2 separate regions of the Homo sapiens genome follow, and region 2 is linked to region 1. The links are chromatin contacts, found by Hi-C or POLR2A ChIA-PET in ENCODE. All regions are on one chromosome and are shown on one strand. The core of a region is the stretch at or near the end of the contact, and the rest is flanking DNA. Distances in the headings are between cores, read along the strand shown.

Region 1 (5,043 bases), core at 1,706-4,205:
GCAGAGATTATGTATTATTACTTGTCAAATAGAGGATTGCTTTACAGTAATTCTGTTGAATATTACAAGAGTGCTGACGACATGTATGTCAAGATTCCAGCCCTGGCTCAGTCATTAGCTAGCTGGATTAGCCTTGAGTAAGTAATTTAATTTCTCTGGGATTCAATTTCCTCAATTGTAAAATGATAATTTCAATGATAATATTTGTTATGCACTTCCTGTGTGCAAGAGCTGTTTTAAGTACTCCATGTATGTTTATTCCCTCATTCAATCCTCACAACATACTAGGGGGCTGAGTATCATTATCATTCCATTTTTGAAGAAAGGTAAACAAATCACAGAGAAGTTAAATAACTCACACTAAAGTGGACTCCCCTGCTCTTTAAGGATTTTGCTAAGTTCTCTCCCCATTACTTAGAGATAAGATCATTTCTAACATCCCTCACAAGAATAAAACCCCAAGATTCTATCCTTTCTCTTTTGAGGACCATTCTTCATTCTGACTTCTCGAAATTCTGTTTGTCTTCGTGGCCTCATTGTAAGGCTCTTGGGGTCAGATACTAACTATTATATATTACAATACCACAAATAAAGACAAAACTCTGTAAGAATAAGCAAACTTGATGGTTTGTAAGCAAATTCCTAAAAACAGTAGCTGAATTCTTATGATGCAGAAATTAATCACCTGCTGCCCTATGGTTCATAATCTAACACTTTAAAGAAACCAACATGCACACCTACGAGTTAACTCAAAAGACTGGCGTCATCAAGCAGAAAATGACCAGATCAGCACTCGGAGAGCGGATACAGGAGTTTCTTTGATAACATGTGAACTTACCAGTGTTTCTAGAGTACTACCACAGCAAGTACATGAAGTGTCTACCTGTAGATGTACATCATGCACAGCCAGGTGTTACGAACAATTGTGCATGTGATAAACTGCTAGAGGTAATAGACAGTAGTGATTGCACACAGAAACTCTAGAAAGAGACTAAAGTGCTGACATTCAAATCCTGGCTCAGCCAAATAAAAACTCTAGGACTTTGGAAAAGTGAACCTAACCTATGTATGCATCAGTTGCCTCATCTGCAAAACAGGGATCTGCTACTTCACAAAACAGTTGTGAAGACTGACTTACAATATGGAATATGCATGGAAATGAATCTGTCACATAAAAAATGCCACTTAGTATTCTGTGTGTATGCATACATAAAATTCTCCTCCACATCCGTCTATGTAAACATTTTTTTGATCATTTACGACAGATTTGTCTTCTAGTCAAGCAACAGGTACCAAGGAAATGAACCTTGGCTCTTAAACTCAGCACCAAGTTATCCCATTCACTTGTTTTGGTTGTTATTGTTTGGTCTGGGGTTTTTTTTGTTTTGTTTTGTTTTTGTTTTTTTGAGACACTGTCTCACCATGTTACTCAGGCTGGAGTGCAGTGGCGGGATCTCAGCTCACTGCAACCTCTGCCTCCCGGGTTCAAGCAATTCTCCTACCTCAGCCTCCCAAGTAGCTGGGATTACAGGTGCCCACCACCACACCTGGCTAATTTTTGTATTTTTCAGTAGAGACAGGGTTTTGCCATGTTGGCCAGGCTGGTCTTGAACTCCTGACCTCAGGTAATCTGCCTGCCTCGGCCTCCCAAAGTGCTGGGATTACAGGCGTGAGACACCACGCCCGGCGCCATTCACTTTTTTATTCACCCACTTAATGTATTAAATACTCTGTGCCAGACAATATGCTGGGAACAAGGGATACAGCAAAGATTAAAGAAGATGCGGTCCCTGTCTCTAAAAAACCTGTCTACCAGCAAGACGAGATTTTAAAAAATAATTTCACTCATAGGTTCTGGTATTTTTTTCCCCCATAACTTAAGAGTTTCATTCAGGGCTGCACACTGCTTCCTATCAATTTCTGTTGACTTTTAAAATCCAACATGACCTCCTATACATAAAGACATTTAACATTTGAAAATAGAGACGTAAGTGCAGGGTCCAGTGGCTCATGCCTGTAAATCTCAGCACTTTGGGAGGCCGAGGCAGGAGAATGATTTGAGCCCAGGAGTAAGAGACCAGCCTCCGTAACAAAGTGAGACCTCGTCTCCACAAAAAAAATTTTTTAAATCAGCCAGTCTTGGTGGCACGGGCCTGTAGTCCCAGCGACTCAGGAGGCTGAGGTGGGAGGATGGCTTGAACCTGGAAATTTCAGGCTGCAGTGAGCTATGATGATGCCTCTGCACTCCAGCCTGGGCAACAGAGAGAGACCCTGTCTTTAAAACTAAATAAAAACAAATAAAAATTAAAATACAGATGTAGAAACAAGAATAATTATGAATTAAATATTTAAAAGTAAAAGAATCATAATGAAGAGTTCCAACAAACAATATTATTTTTACTGTATTTGCAAAACCAATGATAAGTCAGTGTTTCCAAAAATATCTTCATTATAAGCATTAATAATGAGAGTGACCAGAAAAGCAGAAGCACCGAAGTTGTAGTGGATTGTATTTCTATTTGTTTTTCAATAACAAAAGAGGGCCTGGAGAAGATATAAAGAAGGATAAAGTTTAACTTTTGAAAATCTACAAATGGGTTCCCCAAAATTAACCAGATGCACAGCATGTTCCTATGATCAAGTATCAGCAACCAAAAGTAGGTGAGAAAAATAATAAATTTTCAGCTTTGAAGGCTGTAATAATATCACCATTATAATTCATCCCAATATATCAACACAGGCTTTACGTTAACAGACTTACTTTCAAAAATAGACATAGCACCACCATAACATTTCTTACTTTCAGTCTTTGGAAAGAATGTCAGGGAAAGCTCCCAGCACGTGTTTCCATCAATCAGAGTAAGTGAAGGGGAGAAAAATGGAGAAAAAGAAACAGGGACAGAAAACCACAGATCCTGCATTGTGTGGGCTGAGGAAGAGTTGAGTTCCAGCTCCTGAGGAGAAAACATTCTCCAAAGTTCCGCGCCGATTCCAGACAGATTCCCCACAGCTGTTGAGTCACCAGTACTTTAAAACAGACAGAGCTTTACTACAAATCCACTTAAGCAGTTTTTAAACTTCAAACACCTGATTTGCTGAAGCAAGGAAGACTTCCCCTCCCATCTAAAACTGCACTTCAGTGTCATTGCACTATTCCTATTCAATGTTATCACTGTGTCTTTTTAAAACATGATGGCATAAAATAATATTCTATGACAGGATTCCTAAAAGCCTGTGACTGGATGCATTTTGAAATCACACTATAAATTATTCTGGGAAGACAATTTCTGTCAAACTGACAGCCATGTTATATTTACAATAAAACATTCTGATGGGTTAGATGGAACTGGTCACTTGTTTGAAAACATTTATTAAAATTTCTAGTTGTTTTGACAGCCTGAAGATCTAATCAATACAGAGCTCTGTAGCTCACCACCTACAACTATGACTGGTGTCTATTTACACTCATTGTGTGAAGAGTGTAAGGATCAAGAAAACTACTTGAAAGGCTATTATAATAAATAAGTCAATAAATAAACAGGTGCACACTTTCCTAATAAAGCCTTGTCTATATTTACATTGTAAGACATTTAATACTTCCTAGGCCATCTTTTTGATGAATTGTTTGAAACGTTGTAAGAAAACTTTTGCCCTGGGAAATTCAGTTCAGCCAAATAGGCTGACTGACAACGCTGTAAAATGCTCGCTTTGTGACCTGCTGCTCTGGTCTCAGGCCTCTTTAGAAAACAAACTGCCATTTTCGCAGTGATTCTGTGATATATAAAAACAAAGATGAGGCCATAAAATAACAACTCTATTTTATCAATTTAGACCAGAACTTGAATTCCCATCTAATGTCATAGCACTCATATTCTTTGCAACCAGGGAGCTGAAAAGAAGTTTTGTGACCTCACCAACCCCATCCTCCCCATTTCAAGAACGCAGCCAGCTTCTATGTGTTCAGATGAAACCCTTACTCCGCTCAGTAATCTGAACAAGTCTGAGTGATGCTTTAAAATGTGAATATGTAAAATTTAGGTTAAGATTTGAATCCCAATTCCTTGAAATAGAAAATGTGTGAAATGATTTGCTGGGCATATTGCACTTCGTTTATTTTAATGATTAACATGTGGATTTACTGCTTTGTTTTCTGACAATTCTGAAAGGGAATCCCAGGGAGGAATCACACTCCATCTAGGTGGTAATCTTCACTTAGGTGGTAATCTCCTAGCTGTGGTCAGCAACTTAAATGATTTGCAAAATAATTACGTTCTGTAGCCACACAGATCTTGCCAAGAATGGAGTCAGAATAATTTATTCCTTCTGGTTCCTGGTGGCATGCTAGCATATGCTGAATAAATTTTGACCCCAAATGCCTACACTGTCCCCTGATTTTGATTCCTCTCACTAACCTCAAGGATATCTTTTTTTTTTAACTCAATCTAAAACTACTAAACCAATGGTTTACATTCTGCCCCTTGCAATAAATTAGTTATGTGTTACTTACTGATGTGGATACATTCTGAGAAATACATTAGGTGATTTCGTCATTGTGAGAACATTATAGAGTGTACCTACACAAACCTAGATGGTGTAGCCTGCTATACACCTAGGCTATATGGCATAGCCTATTGCTCCAAGGCTACAAACCTGCACAGCATGTTATTGTACTAAATAGCCACAGGCAAGGGTATCACAATGGTATTTGTGTATCTGAGCATATCCAAACATACAAAAAGGTACATTTAAAATATAGTATAAAAGATAAAAGATTGTACACCTATATAGGGCACTTGCCATGAATGGAGCTTGCAGGACAAGAAGTTGCTTTAGGTGAGTCATGAGTGAATGGTGAGTGAATGCAAAGGCCTAGGACATTCTTGTACACTACCGTAGACTTTATCAACATTGTACATTAAGGATACATTGAATTTTTTTTTTCTTATTTTTCTTTCTTTGGACAGGCATGGTGGTTCACACCTGTAATCTCAGCACTTTAGGAGGTCAAGGCAGGTGGATCACTTGAGCTCAGGAGTCTAAGAC
Region 2 (5,043 bases), core at 1,146-3,645, 41 kb after region 1:
AATAAAAGTGCCACCTGCACTAAATTCTCATTTCGTCTCTAACAGGAGAGCAATTTGAAGCAAGACTCTCTCTCTCTCTCACTCTCACTCTCTCTTTCACTCCCTCTCTCTCCAGCATTTATTTCGACCCTAATTGGTTTCCCTCTTCTTCGACGTATCTAGTGGATAATGCACACCTTCCCTGAGTCAGAGCCTGCAAAAAGCAAAGGAACGAATGGAGAAAGTGCAACAAGCAGAAAGGGGGCTGCAAAGCTGCCTGCCTAGGGCTACGTTTCCTGGCAAAACTTCCGAAAGCCATTTCTCCAAAAGAAGGTCTAGAAGAGGAGGAGGAGGAGGAGAAGGAGGAGGAGGAGGAGGAGCAGCAGCAGCAGCAGCAGCAGCAGCAGCAGCAGCAGCAGCAGCAGCAGCAGCAGCAGCAGCAGCAGCAGCAGCATGAAAGAGCCCCACTTGGAAGGCGGTTTGGATTTTATTTGTGTGTTTTGTGGATTCTTTTTATTTTGCTTTACAAATGCATCTTACACCAAACTCATCTGGCATTAAAAATGAATTCATTCTCCTGACATGTCTGGGACTTGGTTTAGGAAAAGGAAGCAAAGGGATGGAGAAGGACCAAGTACAGCCGTAAAACTCCACAAGTGTGTCAAGTTCCGCTTTGTGCTGATCCTACGACTACGAAATTTACCAAAACAGTCCAAAAGGTTCTAAAGAATGTATGCTCAGCATATCCATACTAGTTTTAAGAATCCTAGGAAAAGATGTAACTAGGAGGTAAGATGTAAGGAACAGGTCCTACCAATCCAAAGCATCATTAGCTTAAAACTTTAAAGAGACAACTGGGTCTCCTATTTTCTATTTTCCATTTCCAAAAACAATAAATAAAACGAAGAGTAGTGTGCAAAGTATTAGTAGTCTCAGTGTTCAGACATGGCCAAGTTTTAGGGGTGGTTTAGTTTTAGGGGTGTCTATTTTTGCTTTCCACTGGGGTGAGATTCCATTATTTGGGGTAATCAGTGGGTAGGGAATTGAAGGCCAGTAATAAAACTCAAAAAAAAAAAAAAGCCTGAATCTTCCATCACACCACAAAATTATAGTTAAAAACTTGTCAAAAAGACCTTCATATTTACCAAGGATTCAGCCAATTAAAAATTATTACTGTCCTTTAGATTCCTACTGGTTTCTAGCTGAAGTGTTTGGGTTTTTGTTTTGTTTTTTTCACAGCTGTTGTTAGTTTCCACCGTTCTTTCTTACCGCACTGAAATCCAGTAAATCACTCAGCTCTTTGTCCGTCCCTAAGGCAGCCATTCGCTGTTGGTGATGCATTTTAGCAAAATCACACAAACCTAGAAACATGGAAATAACCGCAATCAGAAAATCCAGTCCCAATCCTTGGAGAAAACACAATCGGATTTTTGGAGACTGGGGGGTTGGGGGTGGGGACGTGGGGGCGGGTGGGATTAAGGTGGAAAGGAGGAAGGGATGGGAGACTTGTTGTTGGGTTGGGTTTGGTTTTGTTTTTTTAAGATGGAATAGGCAGCAATAGCAAAAAAAAAAAAAAAAAAAAAAAAAAAAAAAAAAAAAGCGATATTGTATTTCCAAAGAGACGATCAAACTGGTAACATCCACTATAAAACCAAATCAGGGAAAGAAAAAAAAAAAGCCGCTCTTCAGCGCATCATTTTATGCAACAGGAGGTAGAGCGAGAAATGAATGGATCACAGAGAAAAGAGAAACTACTGAGAACGATCCGATCTCAACTTTCCCCCCACCCTGCACCCCACCCCCCTCGCACACTCACACTCGCACACGCACACACACTCGCACACACCACTCCCCTCCGCTTTTCAAAGTAGCTATCAAGAAATTAAAGATGAGCGTCTCTGGAGTGAAAACACGTCCAAAGGGGGAGGGGTGGGGTGACAGGGTTGGGGGGAGCGGAGTGGAGGGTCGGGTCCTCTAATTGTCCAGCACCCTAATTTGTGAAAGAAAGGGGTTATAAAAATTAAAGTCAGGCCCCTGGCAAAGTCCTCGGTCCCTCCGAGGGGGCATCAAGGGGAGGGGCGGGGGGGCTGGCGGCGAGGGGGAGGGAAGCGGCGGGAGGGGAAGGGGTGTCTCTTCTGGGAGCGCCGGGCGCCGGGAGCCCGCGGCGCGGGAGGCGCGGAGCCGCGTGCGGGGCCGCCGAGCCCGAACCCCGCGCCGCCGGGCGCCTCCGCCCCGCCGAGCCCCGCAGGCGCCGGTACCTACCGCCCGCGCGCGAGAAGGGGCTCTCCGTGCACCGCCGGCGCCGAGGCGGCGTTCATGTCTAACCGCCGCCGCCACCGCCGCCGCCTGCTCCTGCGCCCGCTCCCGCGCCTGCTGCCTCCCCGCCGCCGCCGCCGCCGCCGCCACTACAGATCCGCAGACACACAGCCAAGATCCCTGACTCTTAACACCAACTCTCTTCTCCGGGGAGGGGAGGGGACGGAGGGAAGGGGGGAGGGGGAAACACGCCGAGGCGCACGGAATTGCAAGTTCAGCAAAGAAATGGGTGGGGGGGCTCCGGCGGGGAGACGCGACTTGCTCCGGGTCGGGCAGGCTAGGATGCATCCCCCTCGCACCCACCCCGAGGGGAAAAAAAAAAAATCTCAACACCTCCCCCGCCTCGCCAAAAAATACAAACGAAAATTCATCGAGCACCTCATTTTTCCTCAGATCGTCAGTTACAATCTGAAGCCTGAACAGTTCAGTTTTTGCCCGTTGCATCCCTCGGAGGCACTTTGAAATTTATTCGAGTTTACATCCCCTCACTTCTTTCTTTCTCTTACTCTCGTTCCCTCTCACTCACACATCCACACACGGCAAAGCAAGTTTATACTAGGCTGCAAATACACGTGATGCAAAAAGACTTTGCCAAGAGGAACAATATTTTTCTTTTTCGTCTATAAATCAAGCCACATTTTCCTGGGGAGATTTTCGTTTCGGTAGTTTTGCGTTGGGGGCGAAATCTGAATTGCATACTTTCTTTCCCCTCCCTTTTAAGTCACAGAATAGTATAACTGCAAACTTCGAAAAAAAAAAAGGGCAATTTTTGGGGGTGGATGTTGTTTTGTTTTTGCACTTGAGTTCCTAGGCACGCTAAGTCCCTGTTCGCCAGCACTGTAAGTTTTTAATTCAACATTTACCATTATAGGCCCTGCATGCTCTTAAAACATACTTTTTCACATCACTTTTTAGGATAAAATTTAAGCTTCATAATTCTATCGTTTCGTAATAACAAGCGTGCTTTATCCGGTATATGCAACATAAGCTATTTTAACGTGTGTTTGAAAAAAAAAACACACATTCTACAAATCCTGGTATTGCTAGATGTGCGAGTACATACACAAAATGCATGCACACACTTTTTCCCATTGGCAATTATTTAATAGGTTGTCCCTTTTGTTTTAATAAAACATCGGGATCGACATTTTAAAAATTAAATTCAATTACAAACAGTTTACTCTGACGGCAAATTGAAACGTTACCTTAAATGGCCACAAATATTCTCACAATATTCCAAGGAAAGAGACTTTAAAAAGAGAGACAAAAATCTTCTGCAAGTACTTAGTATCTCACATGTGTATCCCCAAAAAGTATTTTAACTGGTACTCAGTCCTGCTCCAGGGATATCCACAGATTACAAGATTATGCACCTGGCTCTGGTTTTTGCATTTTCCACCATAAAACTGCAACAAAATTCCCTCCCCCAAAAAAGAAATCATTAAAAAAAAATCCAACAACTTTTTCTTATTGTTTATAAAAAAAAAAATGAACACAGGATAGTTATAATTTTTCCTCAAACAATTCTTGTTGGTGATTTTTTTTCTTCTCTCATAAAGTCTTAAACTTGTTCCAAGTTTAGAGGTGTCTCATCATCATCATCCTCCTCCTCATCATCATCACCATGGACTCCCCCGTGGAGTCACATTGATAATAATAGGTTTCCCTGAAAGATACATTGTAATCCATTCACATCCGGGAACTGCGGGCTTATAAAGAGAAGGAGCTGCGGCCGCGGCTGCTCCTCCAGACAATGACTGGGAAGGGGCGGGGCGGGAGCAGGCGACCATAGAGTGGTAAACAGAGCGCCTAGAGAGGCGGCCAAGATGGCGGTGCTGGTCGACCACGCCTCCTCCGGGAGCGGAGGCGGGTGGCTGTTCTCGGGTAGGCGTCGCGCGTGGGGCGGCACTGTGGGAGTTCCCGAGGCCGAGGTCGTTCGCAGGCCCCATTTCCCTGCGCTCTTATTCGTGTTGCCGCTTCTTGGCCGTCCTTGCTCTTTGACACAAAAGTGTAGTTTCGGCACAAATTTACAAATTAAACTCCACAGACTTCCGCAGGGAAGTGAGATACCCCCAGGTCTCCCTGAGGAAGGCTCGGGAAAGACTGGGCCGGCCTCACTCACAGTAAGCCTGACCCTGGGTTCTCCCACTGTGTGGAGCCAGATTTCTCAGCGAGCCTTGGGCGGCATGGGAAAAGGCCTCTGGGCCAAGTTGGTCCTAGGCTGGAAGAGGGATGTGGGTCCTCTCCTCCAACTCCCCCACCCTATCTTCTTATAGAGCGCTGGAAGTGTGTGAACTTTCCAAGTCCAAAAAGTCTTCACTTGGCGAAGACCTTCATCTATTGCTTTGTAGACTCAAATGTAGTTTGTGCCATAAGCCACGACTGACTCAACCCATTTCTGGCCAAGCAGTTACCTTCTGTAGCCTGTTTTCTGGTCTGTGTAAAGCAAATAACGCCCACTTTACGAATTTTATAGTGGATACAGATAAAGATGAAGCCACCACGAAAGAAATAATTCCTTTTCATCTCTTAATTCCTTGCTAAATCAACTGATACCGCTAACCTAGCCAATGGAATTTTAAATGGAAATTTCCCTACTCCAAAACAATAGCTTTTAGTCTTTGCAACAGAAAAGCAAGTAATAATAATGACAGATAACACATGTGTTTACTATATGCTAAACAGTGTTCCTATAACTTCACAAATACTGGCTACTTTAAGCCTAAGAATAACCCTATGGAGTATGTA

The links. Hi-C counts contacts between places; a loop is a spot of excess contacts on that map. ChIA-PET counts read pairs that join two places held with the same protein, here RNA polymerase II (POLR2A). Pooled maps may share reads with other maps.
Region 2: a pooled map shows a loop between it and region 1 (2.4-fold over the local background). The contact joins the promoter of TCF4 here to the enhancer-like site in region 1. A Hi-C loop is called at or near these places in 3 of 168 maps with a recorded cell type or tissue (esophagus muscularis mucosa, heart right ventricle and mesothelial cell of epicardium) and 4 of 50 pooled maps. POLR2A ChIA-PET finds 5 or more read pairs at or near these places in 2 of 52 experiments (HEK293 and activated B cell).

Annotation. Positions count from the first base shown.
Region 1 is chr18:55,544,061-55,549,103 of GRCh38, forward strand. All of the region lies in intron 3 of TCF4 (transcription factor 4), which reads right to left. Among named protein-coding and RNA genes, the nearest start is that of TCF4, 42 kb to the right of the region's middle. Within about 2 kb of position 2,956, at least 3 of the 41 ENCODE cell types and tissues checked have a DNase peak (open chromatin) inside an H3K27ac peak, as active enhancers do.
Region 2 is chr18:55,585,797-55,590,839 of GRCh38, forward strand. TCF4 (transcription factor 4) reads right to left here and starts at 2,396. Exons shown (of 20, transcript NM_001083962.2): 1 at 2,242-2,396; 2 at 1,249-1,340. The coding sequence starts at 1,320. LOC105372126 (a long non-coding RNA gene) reads left to right here and starts at 4,103. Exons shown (of 3, transcript XR_935479.3): 1 at 4,103-4,179. RefSeq lists an enhancer at 3,981-4,210.